Regions from separate parts of the Homo sapiens genome. Here region 2 is linked to region 1. Evidence: read pairs that join two places in POLR2A ChIA-PET (ENCODE). Cell type or tissue: OCI-LY7. All regions are shown on one strand. Region 1 overlaps SCP2 (sterol carrier protein 2). Region 2 overlaps ZYG11B (zyg-11 family member B, cell cycle regulator).

Evidence for each region. Peaks named below come from ENCODE experiments on the same cell type or tissue, not always from the same donor. Only the 100,000 strongest peaks of a DNase experiment are listed, where the experiment ranks them.
Region 2: POLR2A ChIA-PET joins it to region 1 with 5 read pairs; 2 of 35 experiments call an interaction of 5 or more read pairs at or near these places.

What each region holds. Positions count from the first base shown.
Region 1 is chr1:53,018,210-53,023,209 of GRCh38, reverse strand. All of the region lies in intron 12 of SCP2 (sterol carrier protein 2), which reads right to left. Among named protein-coding and RNA genes, the nearest start is that of PODN, 42 kb to the left of the region's middle. In OCI-LY7, CTCF peaks have their summits at 622 and 833; no DNase peak of the experiment used is centred here.
Region 2 is chr1:52,755,125-52,760,124 of GRCh38, reverse strand. ZYG11B (zyg-11 family member B, cell cycle regulator) reads right to left here. Exons shown (of 14, transcript NM_024646.3): 2 at 3,502-3,667. Among named protein-coding and RNA genes, the nearest start is that of ZYG11B, 31 kb to the right of the region's middle. In OCI-LY7, no CTCF peak of the experiment used is centred here; a DNase peak (open chromatin) is centred at 1,994.

The DNA.
Region 1 (5,000 bases):
AGTTAGTGATGAACCAACTTTTCATCCAGATTAAAAGTTAATATGTAAAGTTTTATCAATGTTTTCTGAAAACCCCTCATTCCTTAAAATTTATATATGTGCCCTGCTCTAAGAAAACTGAATATATCAACTTAAACTCAGAGAGTATTCACATTCACAAAAGGATGTTCCTCATGATTTCTTTACATAAAAAGTTCTTTTATCAGAAACTAAATTCCAATTGGTTTTATTTTTTTAATTTGGTTTATATATGTTTCCTGGAATAAATCTAGTATATAAACATTGAAAGGAAACTTGAAGATAAAAACCAGCAAATAACCTACTCAGCATATGAATTCCCTCCATGATTCTTGAAAATTTTCATTCTAAGGCCTAAAACAGGCTCTGCTACAACAATGTCAAAGACTGAGAGCACAGAGTAGCCAGGAAAACAGAAGCACCGCACTCAGCTAGAACCTTGATTCCTACCACTCAAGGCTCTCTCTCCTTAGATAAGTTATTTTAACTCTGATCATCAATCTCATCTATAAACAGAAATACCTAATGTGTGGGACTTTTATGAGGATTAAACAAAGAAGTACATGTGAAACGCCTAGTGTGGTCCTGGCACATACCAGGCCCTCAAAAAGTGATTGTGAAAGAGCTCTCACAACTCAATAATTAAAATACAAAGACCCCAGTTTTCAAATGCCAAAGGATCTGAATAGGCTTTTCTCCAAAGAAGATATGCATATAGCCAATAAACATGAAAAGATGCTGATCATCAATAGCCATCAGGGAAATGCAAAGAACAATGAAATACCACTACACAACCACTAGGATGGCTAACACTAAAAAGATAGGTAACAAGAAGTAATGACAGAATGTGGAGAAATGGGAACCTTCAGCCATATAAAGGAATCAAGTACTGATATATGCCACAACATGGATGAATCTTGACAACATTATGCTAAATGAAAGAAGCCAGTCACCAAAGGCCATACAATGTATGATTTCATTTACATACAACGTCCATAACAGGCAAATCCATAGAGACAGAAAGTAGGTTAGTGTTTGCCAGAGACTGCAAGAAGGAGGGATTACTAATGGGTACACACTTTCTCTTGAGGTGACGAAAACGTTCTAAGATTAATTGCAGTAATGACTGCACAACTTTGTGATATGCTAAAAACCACTGAACGTACACTTAAAATGCGTGAATTGTGGGCATGTGAATTAGGTCTTAATAAAGTTATCTGAAATAATTTTTAAAAAATGGTTGATGAGGCCGGGCATGGTGGCTCATGCCTGTAATCCCAGCACTTTGGGAGTCCAAGGCAGGTGGATCACATGAGGCCAGGAGTTCAAGACCAGCCTGGAAAAAATGGCAAAACACCGTCTCTTCTAAAAATACAAAAATTAGCTGGGCCTGGTGGCCTATGACTGTAGTCCCAGCTACTCGGGAGTCTGAGGCACAAGAATCGCTTGAACCCAGGAGGCAGAGATTGTAGTGAGATGAGATCATACTGCTGCACTCCAGCCTGGGTGACAAGGCAAGACTCTGTCCCAAAAAAAAAAAAAAAAAGAAAGAAAAAGAAAAGGAAAGAAAAAGCCCGAGCTCGGTGGCTCATGCCTGTAATCCCAGCACTTTGGGAGGCCAAGGTGGGAGGATTACTTGAGGTCAGGAGTTCAAGACTAGCCTGGCCAACATGGGAAACCCCATCTCTACTAAAAATACAAAAATTAGCCAGCTAGGCCTGGTGGTGCGTGCCTGTAGTCCCAGCTACTCAAGAGGCTGAGGCAGGAGAATTGCTTGAACCCGGGAGGCAAAGGCTGCAGTGAGCCAAGATTGCGCAACTGCACTCCAGCCTGGGCGACAGAGCAAGACTCCATCTCAAAAAAAAAAAAAAAAAGTGGTTGACGGCCAGGCATGGTGGCTCATGCCTGTCATCTCAGCACTTTGGGAGGCCAAGGCAGGTGGATCACTTGAGCCCAAGAGTTCAAGACCAACCTGGGCGACATGGTGAAACCCTACCTCTACAAAAAAAATACAAAAATTAGCTGGGCATGACGGTGTGTGCCTGTGGTCCAAACTACTCAGGAGGCTGAGGTGGGAAGATTATCTGAGCCTGGGGAGGTCGAGGCTGCAGTAACCCAAGATAACACCACTGCAATCCAGCCTGGATGACAGAGTGAGACTCTGTCTAAAAAAAAAAGTGGTTGCTGTTATTCTTAGTGTTTGGGAAGATTATAAAGTCCTGCATTGTAATCAAACCTTCATCCCTAAAACGAAAATTTAACCAGTAATCAGTTTGTTCTGACTGGAGACGGTCGTACAGTACGCGTAAGTTTCAGGGAATATCAAGTTCATTTGTAATCAGCTACTCCCCATGACCTCAGAGCAGGCACATGGGTCCATCACACATAGAAATACAGCCCACAGAGTTGAGAGTTGGAAGACAAACAAAGAAACCTCATAGAGGTATGGTGGGAGATATGATAAGATCCTCTTTGGCCAAGCTGTAGGCTTCAATGAGTTGGATATGTTCCCCATACTGTACTAAAAATTTAAGTTCATTTTTTTCCTATACCCCTAAGTAATATTTATAATTAATAAATAAAACCATTTTCAGGCTGGGCACAGTGGCTCACACCTGTAATCCCAGCACTACTGGAGGCTGAGGTGGGCAGACTGCTTGACTCCAGGAGTCTGAGACCAGCCTGGGCAACATAGCAAAACCCTGTCTCTATAAAATTGAATTAAATTAAACTAAGATAAAACTATTTTTGACCTTTAACCAGTGACACAACTAGAGAAATAGGAAAGAAGAAAGGAAAATGCACTGGGAAATAAAAAACCAAAAGTTTATTGAGCAACTACAATGTGTGGCAGATATTTTTAATTTGTTATTTTCTGATCCCTAAAGTACATATTTTCAGTATTTTCTAAATAAGGAAAAGGCTAAATTAATATGCTCAAAGCCAGTAGTGTGATCAAAAAGTTGATTAAGGTACTCTTCCCACTGATCAAAACTGTCTCTGATGGCATGGCATGGTGGCTCATGTCTGTAATCCCAGCACTTTGGGAGGCCGAGGCAGGCAGATCACTTGAGTTCAGGAGTTCAAGACCAGCCTGGACAACATGGCAAAACTCCGTCTCTACTAAAAATACAAAAATTAGCCAGGCATGGTGGCATGCACCTGTAATCCCAGCTACTCAGGAGGCTTAGGCACAAGAATTGCATGAACCCAGGAGGTGGAAGTTGCAGTGAGCTGAGAATGTGCTACTGCGCTCCAGCCTAGATGACAGAGGGAGACTCTGTCTCAAAAAAACAAAAATCTGTCTCCGGTAACTCTAGTCTATAAAATTTAAAAAGTTGTCACATACAAGTGACATTTAACTAGTTTTATAAATTCCTCATTCTAACTGCTAACAAACTGGTGGCTACATGAGTATGGAAACAGATATACATCACATTAAGATTATTGCGTGCATTCCTTAAATATCTGTCTTAAAACAAAACTAAAGTAATGCTTGTGTGTGCTACTGCGCTTGCTGAAAAGGCCTAGAAGTAATAATAACAAGCACACAGCTAACAGCCATTTGTGGTTTCCATATACCATTCTCTACTAAAAGGAACCAGGACTCAGAGAAATGACTGATCCTAGGGCTGAGGCATGGAAAGCACAGGACGAGCCTGGAATATCTTCTTGCGCCAGAAAGTAAGGAACTACTAAAAGGAATCATAGGGAAAAATGAATCAACTTGATCAGGTTCCCACTGGCCAAATCAGGGGCATTTTGAAAATCAAAATAATTGATACCACTTTACTATAACCCAGTGAATACAATAAGAATTCATGAGTTTGTATGCATACATATATAAATATATGAATAAATTTTGAAATGGAAGACAAGGGAAAGCTCTTCTTTACAGAATAATGCCAGTTAATAAGTATAGAAAAAATGGTATCATCTCAAAGCATCTTGCTACAAATTACTTATTAATTACAAAGAAAAGAACAGCAACTTTTCAGAGGAAAACATGGTAGATGCCACATTAAGTGATTAAAGCTAACAACACCAATATGGGTTAAACAACCTCATGCACCTCCAGATATGATGCACCTAGAAGGACACAACATAATTTCATGCTGCAAAAAATGTATAATCTGAATCTAATTTGGGGAAACATTAGGCAATTGCAAACTGAGAAGCATTCTACTATTAAAGAATATACTTGCACTCTTCAAAAAAATCATGGTCAAGAAATACAAAGAAAGTCTGAGGGATCATTTCACATTAAAGGAAACTAAAGAGACATGACAGCTAAATGCATTTTTAGGGATTTCTCCTGACAGGGAGAAAAAATAAAGTTTAGAGTATATTTTATAAATATATTATTGGGACAGTTGTTGAACTGTGACTATGTTATTTGAATGAGTTCATAGTATTGTATCCATGTCTTTCTTTTTTCTTTTTTTTTTTTTGAAACAGAGTCTTGCTCTGTTGCCCAGGCTGGAGTTCAGTGGCATGATCTCAGCTCACCCCAACCTCTGCCTCCCAGGCTCAAGCGATTCTCATGCCACAGCCTCCTGAGTAGCTGGGACTACAGGCATGTGCTACCACGCCTGGCTAATTTTTGATTTTTAGTAGAGAGGGGGTTTCGCCATGTTGTCCAGGCTGGTCTCAAACTCCTGACCGCAAGCCATCCACTCGCCTCAGCCTCCCAAAGTGCTGGGATTACAGGCATGAGATACCACGCCCAACCCTGTTAAGTTTCTTGAGTTTTATAACTACTGTGGTTAAGCAAAAGAATATCATTGTTTCTACAATTACACACTGAAATATTTAGGGATAAAGAAGCATAACAACTCCACCTTTCTCTCAGATAGTTAAGAAAAAATGTATACAGATATAAATATATGTAGAGGAAAAATGATAAAGCAAATGGGCAAAATGTCAACAATTGGTAAATCTAGGTAGAAGGTATAAGGGAGTTCCTTGTATTATTCTTAGAA
Region 2 (5,000 bases), 260 kb after region 1:
GCACTGGCTCACGCCTGTAATCCCAGCACTTTCGAAGGCCTAGGCGGTAGATCACTTGAGGTCAGGAGTTTAGGACCAGCCTGGCCAACATAGTGAAATCCCATCTGTACTAAAAAAAATACAAAAATTATCCAAGTGTGGTGGCACATGCCTGTAACCCCAGCTACTCCGGAGGCTGAGGCACAAGAATTGCTTAAACCTGGGAAGCAGAGGTTGTAGTGAGCCGAGATCGCGCCACTGCACTCCAGCCTGGGTGACAGTGCAAGACTCTGTCTCAAGGAAAAAATAGTAACAGCAATAAATAAAAAATAAAAGTATCAACTGAATAACTTTTTTCCCAGTATGAATATTTTCAAACACGAAGAAAAATGTATAAAGCAACTTTTACAAATTGAGACAAGAACTGGCAACATGTTTCTTTGCATATTCTCAGTAGTATCAAATCTTGACTGTTTAAAGATGGAAATGATTTGTATAAAGAGATTAAATAATTCAGAACCCTTCTTGATGAAGAAGACAGGTAATCACACTAGGGTAACACAATTAGGGACAACAAGTTATTTTTCTGACCCTCAGTTTCCTCATCTGAAGGCAGTCTGAAAAGAAGAGGTAGAAAATACATTTCAAGCATGTAGCTTCTCAAAGACATTACTCTGAGGACAAATATTTAGTTAGACTTGCTTAAAACCCACTCCTATTATCTTATCCATATAAAGCATTCGCTATAGTGCCTGACATAATAATAAGCATTTAATAAATGTTAACTACTACTATTAGCTAGCAGTAGTTACATTTCCAAAGGATAACCCAATCTGGCAAAGTTAAGGCCTTAGCATTTGTTCTTTTGATTTACAAGATGAGTTTTCTTTTTTTAATCTAATATACTGAGCACTGGCTGGGTGCAGTGGCTCATGCCTGTAATCCCAGCACTTTGGGAGGCCGAGGCAGGTGGATCACTTGAGGTCAGGAGTTCAAGATCAACCTGGCCAACATGGTGAAACCCCGTCTCTACTAAAAATACAAAAATTAGCTGGGCGTGTTGGTGGGCACCTGTAGTCCCAGCTACTCAGGAGGCTGAGGCAGGAGAATCACTTGAACCCAGGAGGTGGAGGCTGCAGTGAGCTGAGATTGCACCACTGCACTGCAGCCTGGGCAACACAGCAAGACTCCATCTCAAAATAATAATAATAATAATATACTGAGCATAATCATTAAATTGGGATTAGAAAGAAATGCTAGCACTGGCATAATCTCTTAAATCGTTGTGCAGCTGTGTAAGGGACTTTTAACTTTAACATATATAATACAGAAATTTACCCTAGTTCCTATGACAGGTTGGAAAAATTCAAAGAGACTGCTGGCATGAGAAACTTTGTGAAAAACAAGCAATGTAGAGGTCTTCTTCTTTCCTAAATTATTCCAAAATGCCTCAGTTACAGCCTCATTTCATCCTACTCTTTCTTGGAACACATTATTGGCACTTATACTTAATAGTTTTATATATATAAAGCCACAGCAAAAGTATAAACCAGTATGTGGCATCCAGGAGCAGGGATACCTTTAATATAGGTGTAGGAAGGCTGTGTGGCACAGTGGAACGAGCATATATTTAAAATTGGACAGACTTGCACATGAATTAGGACTCCACTATTTACTTGCAGTATGACCCTCAGGACGTTACTTCTCTGAACCTCAGTTTATCTATATGTTAACGGGAATGATAATAGAGCTACCTTATAGAGTTTTTGCGAAAATTCCACGAAAATACATGTAAAATCCCTGGCACATAGGCATTCAATAAATGACAGCTATTATTATTGGCAAATTTACATTCTATTCTATAGCTGTGGACAAATCATATTCCATACTTATGAGTTTATCAACTGTAAAGATATAAAGGTGTATCTTTTTTTTTTTTTTTTTTTTGAGACAGAGTCTTGCTCTGTCGCCCAGCCAGGTGTGCAGTGGCACAATCTCGACTCACTGCAACCTCCGCCTCCTGGATTCAAGCGATTCTCCTGCCTCACCCTCTGAGCAGCTGGGACTACAGGTGTGCGCCACCACGCCCGGCTAATTTTTGTATTTTTAGTAAAGACGGGGTTTCACCACGTGGGTCAGGCTGGTCTCGAACTCCTGACCTCGTGATCCGCCCACCTTGACCTCCCAAAGTGCTAGGATTACAGGTGTGAGCCACTGCGCCCGGCCAAGATATATCTCTTTCAAATTAAAACTTGAAGTAACAAAAATACTCCATACATAAGCAAAACTACACAGATAAGAGCTTCCCAGTTGATTTTCAGCACTGGTTTTTGAAAACCAAAGTACTAAATTGGCTGTGATTTCCCATCTCAAAGGTCAAAATCAGAAATTAGTTTTTCCATAACAGTAATAATCCTCCTACTGTCAAATGAAGACATAAGGCTTTTTGTTATTGTTAGTTTGTTTGTTTTGAGACAGAGTCTTGCTCTGTCGCCCAGGCTGGAGTGCAGTGGTACAACCTCGGCTCACTGCAACCTCTGTCTCCTGGGTTCAAGCGATTCTCCTGTCTCACCCTCCCGAGTAGCTGAGATTATAGGCACGTATTGCCACACTCAGCTAATTTTTGTATTTTAGTAAAGATGGGGTTTCGCCATCTTGGCCAGGCTGGTCTCGAACTCCTGACCTCAGGTGATTCACCTGCCTCGGCCTCCCAAAGTGCTGGGATTACAGGCATGAGCCACCACGCCCGGCCCGATGTAAGGTATTTTATACTGGCAAACCTCCAAATGGATACAAGTTATAGGAGTTATTTCTGACATAAGAATGACTTCTCACCTGGGCATGGTGGCTCATGCCTATGATCCCAGTGCTTTGGGAGGCCAAGGTTGGAAGATTGCTTGAGGAAAGGAGTTTGAGGCCAGCCTTGGCAACAGAGTGAGACCTTATCTCTACAAAAATAAAAATAAAAAAATTAGCCAAGCTATAGTCCCAGCTACTCAGGAAGCTGAACCAGGAGGATCACATGAGCCCAGGAGTTTTGTGCTACTGTACTCCAGCCTGGGCAACAGAACAAGGCCCTGTTTCTTAAAAAATTTAAAAAAAAAAAAAGACTTCTCAAAGTCAAAAAACGTTTGCCCCATTAGAAATGAAAAATGTTGAAATTAGCCAGATGTGGTGGCACAAGCCTGTGGTCCCAGCTACACAGGAGGCTGAGCTGGGAGGATCACCTGAGCCCAGGAGGTTGAGACTGCAGTGAGCCGTGTTTGCACCACTGCACTCCAGCCTGGGTAACAGAGTGAGACCCTGTCAAGGAAAAAAAAAAAAAAAAAAGAAAAATGTTTATTATAAATTACACAGTAAGAGGCAAGATAGGTAAAAATAAATGAATTCATAGTCCTGGAATCAGGCTCATTTGGCCTTCTCAGTTATTTCTAAGAAAATAATTAAATGGCTACTGTAGCACTTCAAAATCAAATCTAATTAACAGCACATAATTTTTGTTTCCTCTGTTTATTTTTTTACCATGAAAAGCCATGGTCCGAAGCAGTCGATCAGCCACCTCCTGTGGGAATACTCCAGGTTCCTGCAGACACAATGTTCCATCTTGTCTGGCTGAACAGAACTTCTCAAGGTGAGTAGTCAAGAAATTCAAGCAGATATCAAGTAAGGAATAGGGAGACGCCTCCTCCTTGGAGCCCAGGGAAAAATATAAAAGAAACACAAAAACCAACTAGTTAGTTTCCAGAAAAGCAGAGAACAAAACATTCATTTACTCATTTCACAAGTATTTCTTTAGTGTCTATCATATGCTAGACACTGTGTAAGGCAGTGGAATACAATCTGTGATCTATGTTCTCAAGAAGCAATAGAAGTGAAACACTGAAACAAACATTTACATACAGCCCCTTTAGTATTAAAATAGAGGACACACTGGGTATTAAGTAAGCACACAGCAGGGGGTTCTAATCAGTCAGGGATGGTGAGCGGAAGACCTCAGAGCTTAGGAAGCTTGTAACCAACTAAAGCATCACAATATGCTGTTCAGACATGAGTATGAAGCTGAGAGAGCTATTTTTTAAAAATAGGGTAGGGCCGAGGTGGGAGGATCACTTGAGGCCAGGAGTTCGAGACCAGCCTGGCCAACATGGCAAAACCCCATCTCCACTAAAAATACAAAAATTAGCTAGGCATGGTGGTGGACGCCTGTAGTTCCAGCTACTCAGGAGGCTGAGGCAGGAGAATCACTTGAATCCAAGAGGCGGAAGTTGTAGTGAGCCGAGATTATGCCACTGAACTCCAGCCTGGGTGATAGAGTGAGGCTCTGTCTCAAAAAACAAACAAAGCCGGGTGTGGTGGCTCACGCCTGTAATCCCAGCACTTTGGGAGGCCGAGGCAGGTGGATCACCTGAGGTCGGGAGTTCGAGACCAGCCTGACCAACATGGAGAAACCCTGTCTCCACTAAACACTAATACAAAATTAGCCAGGTGTGGCGGCACATGCCTGTAATCCCAGCTACTTGGGAGGCTGAGGCAGGAGAACTGCTTGAACCTGGGAGGCAGAGGTTGCAGTGAGCTGAGATTATGCCATTGCACTCTAGCCTGGGCAACAAGAGCGAAACTCCGTCTCATAAAACAAACAAAAAAGACAAGCTTATCCTAAGATTCATATGGAAATGCAACACCTAGAATAGCCAAAACGATCTTGGAAAAGAAAAACAAAGTTGAAAGACTTTGATTACTAAAGTAATCAAAACTGTATGGCACCAGCATAAGGATAGACACATAGATCAATGAACTAGAATTCAGAGTTCAGCAATAAACTCTTACATTCGTGGTCAATTGATATTGACAAGAATGCCAGGATAATTCAACGGGCTTGCTTTTTGGCCGGGTGCAGTGGCTCCCGCCTGTAATCCCAGCACTTTGGGAGGCCGAGGTGGGCGGATCATGAGGTCAGGAGATCGAGACCATCCTGGCTAACACGGTCAAATCCCATCTCTACTAAAAATACAAAAAAATTA